Regions from separate parts of the Mus musculus genome. Here region 1 is linked to region 2. The links are chromatin loops, found by intact Hi-C in ENCODE. Cell type or tissue: heart. All regions are shown on one strand. Links, peaks and the distances in the headings refer to the core of each region. The heading gives the core; the rest is flanking DNA.

Evidence for each region. Peaks named below come from ENCODE experiments on the same cell type or tissue, not always from the same donor. Only the 100,000 strongest peaks of a DNase experiment are listed, where the experiment ranks them.
Region 1: it touches region 2 in a loop (2.9-fold over the local background); 2 of 42 quality-filtered maps call a loop at or near these places.

Annotation. Positions count from the first base shown.
Region 1 is chr12:102,252,418-102,257,794 of GRCm38, reverse strand. It overlaps Slc24a4 (solute carrier family 24 (sodium/potassium/calcium exchanger), member 4), which reads right to left. Exons shown (of 17, transcript NM_001362345.1): 13 at 3,119-3,285. Gm25203 (a small nucleolar RNA gene) reads left to right here and starts at 4,108; the gene lies at 4,108-4,322. It also overlaps the pseudogene Rnu3b-ps3. In heart, for the core only: a CTCF peak has its summit at 2,616 (motif pointing left); no DNase peak of the experiment used is centred there.
Region 2 is chr12:102,443,054-102,448,430 of GRCm38, reverse strand. It overlaps Gm30198 (a long non-coding RNA gene), which reads right to left and starts at 1,103. Exons shown (of 3, transcript XR_381856.1): 1 at 848-1,103. In heart, for the core only: no CTCF peak of the experiment used is centred there; a DNase peak (open chromatin) is centred at 2,800.

The DNA.
Region 1 (5,377 bases), core at 178-5,177, 190 kb after region 2:
GGACTAGTTAATGATCTCAGTCCTAGCCACTGCTGTATGACTCTGGACAAACGGACTTGCTTCCCTGAGGTTCAGCTCTCTCATGGGCTCAGTAGCAAGGATGAAACAAGGAAGTGTAATGTGAGTACCAAGCCAGTACCACATGCTCCTGGTGCAATGTTTCCTCTTGTTTCAATTATTGTTTGCATTCTATGGGGACAAGAAAATGAGAGCACTCAGATCTCAGGGTTCTGAGAGCTCCAGACTAACAACACTTCCCAAGTGCCAGGTTCAGCTGGTACATGTGCGTTACAAAAAGAGCCCTGGGAAAAGAACTTCAGATGGGTTTGAACATACTGGCTACACTGAGGGTGGGTCCTACACACTACCAGGTACTCCTGGTCTTGAGTGGGGACAAATACACCCCATTTTATGAGACAATACACACTTCTAACATGCCCTGGCCTTGGAAGGGGATGGGATACAGGGACAGGAACAACCGATCTATCATGATCAAGTCCACACAAGCCACTAGCTGTGATGATGAGTTTTGAAGAATCTAGGTGATTCTAGACATCTTAAGAGTAGTAACCGAGTGTGACGGTTTGTATATGCTTGGCCCAGGGAGTGGCACTATTTAGAGGTGTGACATATCTACTTGTTGGAGTAGATATGTCACTGTGAGAGTGGGCTTTAAGATCCTCACCCTAGATGTCTGGAAGTCAGTCTTCTACTAGCAGCCTTCAGATGAAGACGTAGAACTCTCAGCTCCCTGCACCATGCCAGCTTAGATGCTGCCATGTTCCTGCCCTGATGATAATGGACTGAACCTCTGTACCTTTAAGCCAGCCCCAATTAAATATTGCCCTTTATAAGACTTGCCTTGGTCATGGTGTCTGTTCACAGCAGTGAAACCCTAATTAAGACATCAAGCTACCATGGAGTTCCTAGAACTGTCTCTCCTTTTATAACTACTGAACCATATGGCTAAGAAGGAGCAGGGTGGAGGAATAGATAATCCACACAATTTGTGTGTATGCCCATATGCTCCAGGGTCAGGGGTCAGGGATATCACATGGGTCTTTTTCTACCCTGGACTCAAGGCCTGTACTCCAAGCCTCCAGACGTGCAGACTTTAAACAGGAAGCAGAGCTGTGTTCCGAGCTTCTCTTTGTTCTCCAGTGTCCCCAGTTGTGCTTCACTTCTCCCTGGAGCCTCATTAGGACATTATCCATAAGCATGGACCACCAGAGAAGGCACACCTTAGAGTCAAAGTGAGCTCAGAGACACTCTCTTCTTACACACTCTTACCCCCAGGACAGTTCTAAACCAAGGCCATCAACATTCAAAGCCCTCCCACAGGTCAGACTGGCCTAGCAGGGTGTCTCTCATGCCCCCAGTCTAACCTGGGCTAGGAGTCTGGTCTTCTAAACAAAAGCCGGATTTGTAAATGAAGATACTGGAGGTGGGAGTGTCCCAGCTCATTGCCACTGAGAGCTACTGACCCCATTTTCCGTAATAAGAGAAGAATCTCACAAAATCTTTAATCCCCATCCCTACTCAAATGTCGCAACATACTCTTTTTTTTTTTTTTAACTTGTCATGTTTTGGGAACATGGTTTAGTAAGAAACATCACCCGGTCCCTTTAAAACATAAAGATGGCTACACTCATTCTACTGAGGGAAATGAGAGACGAGATTCAGTTATTTCAAGGCACAGTTATCGTTTTTGAGAGGTGTCTTTTTCTAGGGATGTGGGTAGAAACTACATCAAGCTCTTTTCCCAACACAGAAAAACAAGCCTCCCCCCGCCCCCGCCAAAAAAAAAAAAAAAAAAAAAACCACAAAAAACATTCCATGTGCTATTCAGGATCCTAACAGCTATGTTCTGCACACACAGGGTTGGGGAGAAGGGAAATGAGGTGGTGGCTTCGTGGGGAGCAGGGTGCCTAACAATAGGCCAATGGCCTTAAAAGGCAGTGGTGGTCACCCCAACTTCACAGAGGGGCTCTGCTTGGCTCCAGGAGTTGGGTCAGTGAGTCACCTGCTCAGTTTGAATGGTCTTAAGAGGTAGAGCTAGGCTTCAAATCTATTCTCTTGGGCAGGGTTTGTGGCTCAGTGATCCAGTACTTGCCTAGCATATGCAAGGCCCTGTGTGGCTCCCCACAGCCCATCCTTCCTGCTAACCTGCATTCTTCCTATACAGTGGTTCTCAACCTGGGGGGGGGGGTGGTTCGGCCCTTTGGGGGGGTCAAATGACCCATTTACAGGGGTGGCATATCAGATATTTACATTAAGATTCACAACAATAGCAGAATAACAGTTATGGAGTAGTAACAAAAGTAATTTTATGGTTGGGGTCACCACAACGAGAGGAACTATATTAAAGGGCTGCAACATTAGGAAGGTTGGGAGCACTGCTCTAGGGTAAAGGGTAAGGGGCTCTTGTGCCCACAGAGAACTTCTCCTGGCCCCACTGCCTCACAAGCCCTGCTCACCTTCCCTCCTGTGGGCCTCTGTGTTAGGAAGCAAAGGAAATGACTTAATGTTCTGCAAGCATCTGACAGATAGATGCCCTTCCCAATGAATGGAAATCCAGCCCTGTCCTCTCTAGTTGCTCCTAGGCCCCCTGCTGGAAACCTGCACTAGTTTTCAACTCTCCCCAGCTATTCATACAACTGTGAGTTCTCCATGCCTCAGTTTCTCTATCAGTAAAATGGGGATGCTAAAAGTACTTATTTCATGGGTCTGCTATCAGGCTAAAACTGGGCTTCTACAAAATTGTGCTGTGTGCTTGGCACACAGAAAGGGGCAGCTTTTTGACAGAGAGTTCTGGCTACCTCTCACTGATATCATTTCCTTCCTTTATATTCTTCTGATGACCCTAGAAATGAGGGGCCGGTTACTTTGTTCATCCCCCAACCCCAGAGCAGTCTCTTGCATGTCTCCCCTCCCAGTGCCCATTCCCACCTCAGAGGGAACAAAGAACAGGGTCTACCCTTGGGCACACAGCAGGAAATGTTAGTGCTCTGTTAATACCACACTCTATGAGAAAGAGGTTGAGGTCAGCAAGGCCGGTGCTTGCCCTCAGGTGGGACCTCAGCTTGGAAGACACTAGGCAGGGGCTCCCATCACTCACCAGCCACACCATGAGGTAGGAGAACACGGCAATCCACAGAGTGGCCGTGATGAAGGTGACCATGAAGAACTTCTCCCAGCGGGGCTTGCTGCAGTTGGGGATGGTGACACACAGGAGGAAGATGAGGGGCCACGTGAACACCCACTTAGCCTTGTCGCCTTTTGCCTCTGCAAGGGGGTGTGGGGTAGAACAGGGAGTGGGAGAGAAAGACATTGGGTTACACGGCTGCTAGTCTACCCTTGCTCTACTGTTTCAAGTTAACCTTGGTATGACTTTAAGCTGCTGAGGCCAAAGAATTGTCCTCATCAAGTCACTTGGAAGAATCAGGATCACCCAAAACTTTAGTCCATTGTAATCCTTAAAATGACCAGATAAGGAAGGTGAACCAACAGCAGGGATGGCGCCAGTACAGGGGAACGGGGAGGGGGCAGGGGATATCAGCTCTGGTATCAGGCAGCCTGGAACAATTCCATCACCTCTTCCGGGGATAAGGGTCAAGCTAGGACAATGGCAGTGTAATAATGAACCCAGGGAGAGTAGCAGGCATGGCGTTGAGCACTTTGCACCTTGCTGTCTTCATCTTTTCATCTTGGTTGGTGCAAGAATGATGTGACCTGGTGTGTGGGAAGCACCAGGTGTGTGGCCCAGCACCAAGGAGGAAGACACAACACCTACAACTCACATTCAAGACCCCAAAAGCTGACGGGGAGTGTTAGTGTGTGTATATAAGAAGGGCAAGTACTGGGGCTGGCAAGATGGTTTTGTAGGTAAAAGTCCCACTGTTTCACTGTATGACTGACTTCTAAGCATTGTCCTCTAGGGGCTGGAGAGACAGCTCAACAGTTAGCACTGGCTGCTCTTCCAGCACCACCATGGAACTCACAACTGTAACCTGTTTCAGTGGATTCAACACCCTCGTACAGACATACATGCAGGCAAAACACTAATGTACATAAGATAAAAGTAAGTTACTTAAAAAAAATGTCCTCAGGACTATACTTTCAGGGATCATTTCTATAGTTCGTTACTAGAAAGGTTTCTCTGACTGTGTAGAGCACCCGAAACCACGAGGACGAGATGTAGCGTCCCCTCCTAAGTGTGAAGCCGGTTCTAGGTGCTGCTTGATTGCAGCTGCCTCTTGCCATTGATGATCGTTCTTCCCTCCTTCAGGAGGGTGAGAGGGAGAGAACGCAGTCTGAGTGGAAAAAAAAAAAAGAAAAAAATGTCCTCTAAACCTCCATAGAACACATGCACACCCACTCTCACAAACACACACACAGATGACAAAATAAAATATTGCATTACACACACACAGTTCTGTATGTATTTATTTTGTGTGGGTGAATGGATGGGGGTCTGCATCATGATGCTGGCTTGTGCAGGTCAGAGGAAAACTTGTGGGAGTTGGTTCTCTCCTTCCACCATGTGGGTCTGGGTGATTGAACTCAAGACATCAGGCTTGGCAGCAAGAGCCATTGTCTTATGAGCCATCTCACTGGCCCTCAAATATTTCAGAAACGAAGTATTCACGATCCTCTGAAGAACACACACAGACAGTTCTCCAGAACAGACTGAGTGTGAGGCTGTAGAACCAGACCCACTGAGGTTAGAAGGACTGACATCAGTCAGAGTGCACTTGCCAACCTCAAAGGAATGGAATCAGAATTCAGTATTGGGAGGGAAGCTGGAAGATTTGCAAATATGTCGATCTTACGTAGCATAGTCCTAAGTAACTGTCAGGTCAGAGACGAAATCACAAGGGGAATTAGGAAATACTGGAGGACACAGAAAACAAAATATAAAAGGTGAAAACTGATGGGCCATGGTAGAGGCAGGCTCTGAAGGCAATTCCTGACGGTAAATGCCCAACAGTGGGAACCATTTAAAACCCATGACCTCATGCTCCTCCCACAACAAGGAAAAAAAAAAGAAGAAGTGAGAATTAAGTTCAAGAATGGAGAAGGAAGAGGTGGGCTGTGGAGGATCCCTGGAGCATGAGCTAGTCAGACTAGCAGAACTGGAGATCCTGTCTCTAAAACAAGCTACATGGCCCCTGAGAAATGACACCTCAAATTCACTTCTGGCCTACACACACACACACACACACACACACACACACACACACACACACACACACACTATTCTTTAGTCATTAAGAAAATGCAATTAAAAATTATTTCACACCCATAGCTATGACTATAGCAAAAAGACATAGTAATATTGGCAAAGATGTGGAAAAGTGCAGACCCTCACATACTG
Region 2 (5,377 bases), core at 131-5,130:
GGCCTGGGCAGAGAAGTGATCTGTAAAGTTTGGATATTGAAAATTGTGATTCTAGGGCTGGAGAGGTGGCTTCTCAGATAAAGATGCCTGCAGTCAAGACTGGTGACCTGACTTAGACCCGGAGGACCCACAGGGAAGAAGGAGAGAACCAATTCCTTCGAGTTGTCCCCTGATGGTCACATACCTGGCGTAGCACCTATACACAGAGAAATAAGTAAGTGTAATTAAGACGTTTTAAAAGTGTGACTCTGAGGTAGAATGTCTGCCTAGCACACACAAGACCTTAGTGATGCAAACGTTAACAAATGAACAAACTCTCTGACCACTGCGTTGGATTTGAAGATGGCAGTGAGGTTTGCTTACGAAGGGCTATCAGGGATGAATGAAGAAGAAACAATTACTAAGGACAATTACTAAGCAGCTCAGATGAGTCTGCATCTCCCAGTAATGTTAAAAAGTTAATTTCTGTTTCCACCTGGTAGGCAAGCATGTCTAATAGGCAAACACTGGGACCAGGGATGATGATAAGGATTCTTCTTTCTTCTCCTTTCTTCTCCTTTCTTCTCCTTCTCCTTCTCCTTCTCCTCCTCCTCCTCCTCCTCCTCCCCCTCCTCCTCCTCCCCCCCCTCCTCCTTCTCCTCCTCCCCCTCCCCCTCCCCCTCCTCCTCCTCCTTCTTCTAATTTTTGATACAAGGTCTCTCTGTAGCCCTGCCCTGGGACTCACAATGTAGACCAGACTAGCCTAAGAGAGATCTGCTTGCCTCTGCCTCCGGAACGCTGCAATTAAAGGCGTGTACTACTATATTGGTCTTTGACCTTAACATTTAAAGTAAGTTGTTTCTCTTACCTGCAAAATGGAGTGAGAATCCACAATAGCTACTGTTTCTCTTTGGTCACAGTTTGGGACCTTCCTTGGAAGCTTCGGGAAAGAGCCACCTCTAAATTCCCTTACCCGCGTTCTCGCGACCGGCCAGGAAAGAGCGCAACAAACCGGAATCTTCTGCGGCAAAACTTTATTGCTTACATCTTCAGGAGCAAGAGTGCAAGAGAGCAAGAGCTCTATTGCTTACATCTTTAGGAGCCAGAGCGCAAGAGCTTTATTGCTTACATCTTTAGGAGCAAGAAGCAAGAGCCAGAGCAAGAGAGCAAAGGGAGCAAGAGAGAGAAAAGGAACAAGAACAAGAAAGCAAGAGCAAGAGAGAGAAAAAGCAAGAACAAGAGAGAGAGAGAAAGAACAAGAAAGCAAGAGAGGAGAGAGAGAAAAAGAATGGCAAAACCCCGTCCCTTTTAAGGAGAATTATCCTCCGCCTAGGACGTATTACTCCCTGATTGGCTGCAGCCCATCGGCTCAGTTGTCATCACGAGAAAGGCAGAACACGTGGCGGGAAAACTGCCCCTGCACGTGTGCAGATTATGTTTACCACTTAGAACACAGCTGTCAGCGCCATCTTGTAATGGCAAATGTGAGGGCGGCTCCCAACACTTACCTGCAAAATGGAGTGAGAATCCACAATAGCTACTGTTTCTCTTTGGTCACAGTTTGGGACCTTCCTTGGAAGCTTCGGGAAAGAGCCACCTCTAAATTCCCTTCGAGTTGTTGACTGATGTCCCCATTTCCATGCTAGTGGTGTTAGGGAACTCTCCTAGCTCCTCAAGCCTGTCTGCATATCTGTGGCAGTCCCTTGACCCGCAAGGCGACAGCAGACCTCTCTGCCACTGGCCACTAAAATCTCTCCACCTGTCAGGTGTTCATTGTCCTGCTGATCCCCCTTGGCCACTGAACACAATGGCAGCAGCCTGGCTCATTATGATCAGAGATTCTCACCTAAGTAAGAGCTTTTGGAGGGCCCCAGAATACAGTCTATCACTGAGGTAAGGAAATGCTTCATCACTGACAGAAGAGACCCACCTTTCCAACAGACATTACGACTGGGCTGAATCCCCAGCCTTATGACACAAAATTTTCACTTTTCACTTAGATTTTTTTGAAACAAAGTCTCATAGGCCAGGTTGGCCTTTATTACTGATCCTCCTGCCTCCATTTCCTAAGGACCTGGATTATAGGCATAGGAAGCTATGCTTGTCTGTCTAATTCAATTAATAATATTTTTACTAAGCATCTTAGAAAATAAATAGTTGGGCCCTAGCTATCAAGCAATTTAAAGTTTGTCTATCAGCCAGAAAACCAACAAATTTATTCTCCCTGTCTATCTTCCTTCCCCATTTTCTTTTCTTCCCTCCCTCCCTCCCTCCTTCCCTCCCCCTTTCCTCCTTTTTCCCTCCATCCTTCCTTCCCTCCCTCCCCTCCCTCGCTCTCCCTCCCTCCTTCCTTCCTTCCTTCCTTCCTTCCTTCCTTCCTTCCTGTACTGGGGATCAAACTCAGGGCTTCATTCAAGGCAAGCATGTTTCCAGCTTTCTATATCTCCAGTCCCTCCCTCCCTTCTTTTTACATTTTTTTAAATTTAAATTATTTTTTAAAGACAGGACCTTGTTCTGGGTTGTTCTGGAACTCAACCCAGGTTGTTCCTCAAACGTGTGGTAATTTGCCTCATTCCTAGAGCTGGCATTACAGATATTCTCCACCAATTTAGATGCTCAGGTGGTAAAATTAGGTAGGAGTCTAGATCAAGAAGAAGGGCTTCTAGGTTGTTTTAAGTCAACTGGCTTAAAACAGATGCTCTGAGGAAGGGTTACCCTCATGACCATAGAAACCAGCTGCATGACTGGAAGGGGAAGGACATTTTGGGAACTAACTGCTGCAGACACAAAAGCTGGTGCTGGGCCAGTTGTGAAATGCAGGAAATGAGGTCACAAGGAGAGCCTGGGGTCAGAGGATCGTAGGGTGTTTTTCGGGGAGAGATGTGAATGGTTTTGTGACGGGGATTATGACATTAAGTTTTGATGGTAGCAGAAGCATGCAGTGTTACCAATGCCAGTAGCACACATTTAAAATTGGTATAATGGGGGAGGGGAGAGAGTCTGGAGAGACGCATAGCAGTTAAGAGAGCTTGCTGTTCTTCCAAGAGAGGCTGAGTTCAGTTCCAGCACTCACACAGGGCAGCTCACAACTCCCTTTTTATGAGGCTCAACGCCCTCCTCTGGCTTCCTTGGACACCTTTACACACCTACATACACATATTTTAAAAATCAAAATGGAAAAAGGGGGAGCGGTTAAATGGAAATTTTTTAATGTTATATAATCAGCACAATTCTAAAAAATAAAAAGAAAAGGTAAGTGGTATGTGATCAGAATAGTGATAACAGGAATTGGGAGCAAGAAGAGAAAATACAGGGGCTGGACAGATAGCTCAGTGGTCAGGAGCACTGGCTTCTCTTCCAAAGGACCCAGGTTCAATTCCCAGTACTCATACAACAGCTCACAATTGTCTCTGACTCTAGTTCCAGGGGATCCAACACCGTTATACCAACATGCAGGCAGACAAAACACCAATGCACATTAAACAAAAATAAATAAAATTAGACTCATGCCTGCCTGATCTACATAGTGAGTTCCCAGGACAGCTAGAGCTGCATGGTGAGGCCCTGTCTCAAAAAATAGAAATAGGGCTGGTGAGATGGCTCAGTGGGTAAGAGCACCCGACTGCTCTTCCGAAGGTCCGGAGTTCAAATCCCAGCAACCACATGGTGGCTCACAACCATCCGTAAAGAGATCTGACTCCCTCTTCTGGAGTGTCTGAAGACAGCTACAGTGTACTTACATATAATCAATAAATAAATCTTTTTTAAAAAATAGAAATGGGGCTGGTGAGATGGCTCAACGGGTAAGAGCACTAAATGCTCTTCTGAAGGTCCTGAGTTCAAATCCCAGCAACCACATGGTGGCTCACAACCATCTGCAATGAAATCTAATGCCTTCTTCTGGTGTGTCAGAAGACAGCTACAGTGTACTTATGTATTATAATAATAATAAATAAATCTTTGGGCTGGAGCGAGCAGGGACTGAGCGAGCAGAGATGACCAAAGTGAGGGAGGCTAACTAGAGCAAGAAGAGGTCCTAAAAAAAAATTCAATAAAATAAAATAAAAATAAATAAAACCAGGAGAAACCACTATTGAGTTTCCAGAGTGCCCTTGGGTGTGGGTCAGGCTCAGTTTCATGGTTCAGAATGTGCTCACTTTGTGAGTTCATTGAGTTACACATTACAATTCTGTGTGTTTTCTCGTTTCTTTTTTGAGATAGGGTTTCTCTGTGTAGTCCTGGCTGTCCTGGAACTCACTTTGTAGACCAGGTTGGCCTCAAACTCAGAAATCCACCTGCTTCTGCCTCCCAAGTGCTGGGATTAAAGGCGTGTGCCACCATGCCCGGCTTACACACACACACATTTCTAATAATAATAATAATAATAATAATAATAATAAAGAGAGAGAGAGAGAGAGAGTAGATGCCAGCTGAGTCTAGTTAGTGCCTGTATGCACATGGGTATGGGGTTGCTTGGGCAACCTATCAGGGGCTCTAACCCTGAGGGAAAATGCCTTAGCGACTAGCAGACTAGTCAAGAAAACAGGTTATCTTGGCCTGTGGTTTGACTTCTGGCGAAAGCCTTGTGCTATCTTGGGGCACAGGGGAAGGGAAGAAGAGCTCATGTGGTAGAGATGAAGCAAGAGAGAGCCGAGGAAGTCAAATCCTTGTGATGGATATGTTCTCGGGATTACTAACCTCCTCCAAGAACCAACTCACTCCCACAGGAAGAGCACACACTCCCGTACTGCAGGTCCTATAGCCTACACATCTCTCAAAGGCCCCACGGCTTTCGCATTACTGCATTGGGAATTGTGGTGCAGCACAAGGCCTTTGAGGGTCATATTCCAACTACAGCAGTCACTTTATGTGTGGTGGGGAGAATTGACTTCTGGGGTCTTGCGGGCTCGAGCTAGTGCTTGATGCTATCATACTTGGTAATTAGTTCACACAGCTTGAGAATCTGCCCTAAGGGTTTTTCCGTGACACGTTGTCTTCTCCATTTGTGCTTCTAAAGCAGAAAAAGCCACAGTTCTCTATAAACTACAGAATTTTTTTTTGGGTAAAATTCAAATTTATATTTATTTAGTGTATGCATGTGTGCACTAGAGCACAGTTGTCAGTTGTGGAGGTCAGGGGACATCTTGTGGGAGTTCGTACTCTCTTTCTTACTTTGTGGGTCCTGGGTTTTTACTCACCTCATCGTGCTTGGCAGGAGGTATCTTTACAGCAGAGCCATCTTACTGGCCTTAAAAAGTATTTTGTGTGTGTGTGTGTGTGTGTTTTTATAAAAAATTGAAGCTTATCTGGTTGACAGTGGTGGAGACCACAATGGGACCAAAAATGTCTCAGGGCAGGGGTGGGGGTGGGATGGGAGTGGGGGTGGGGGGCTGAGTGT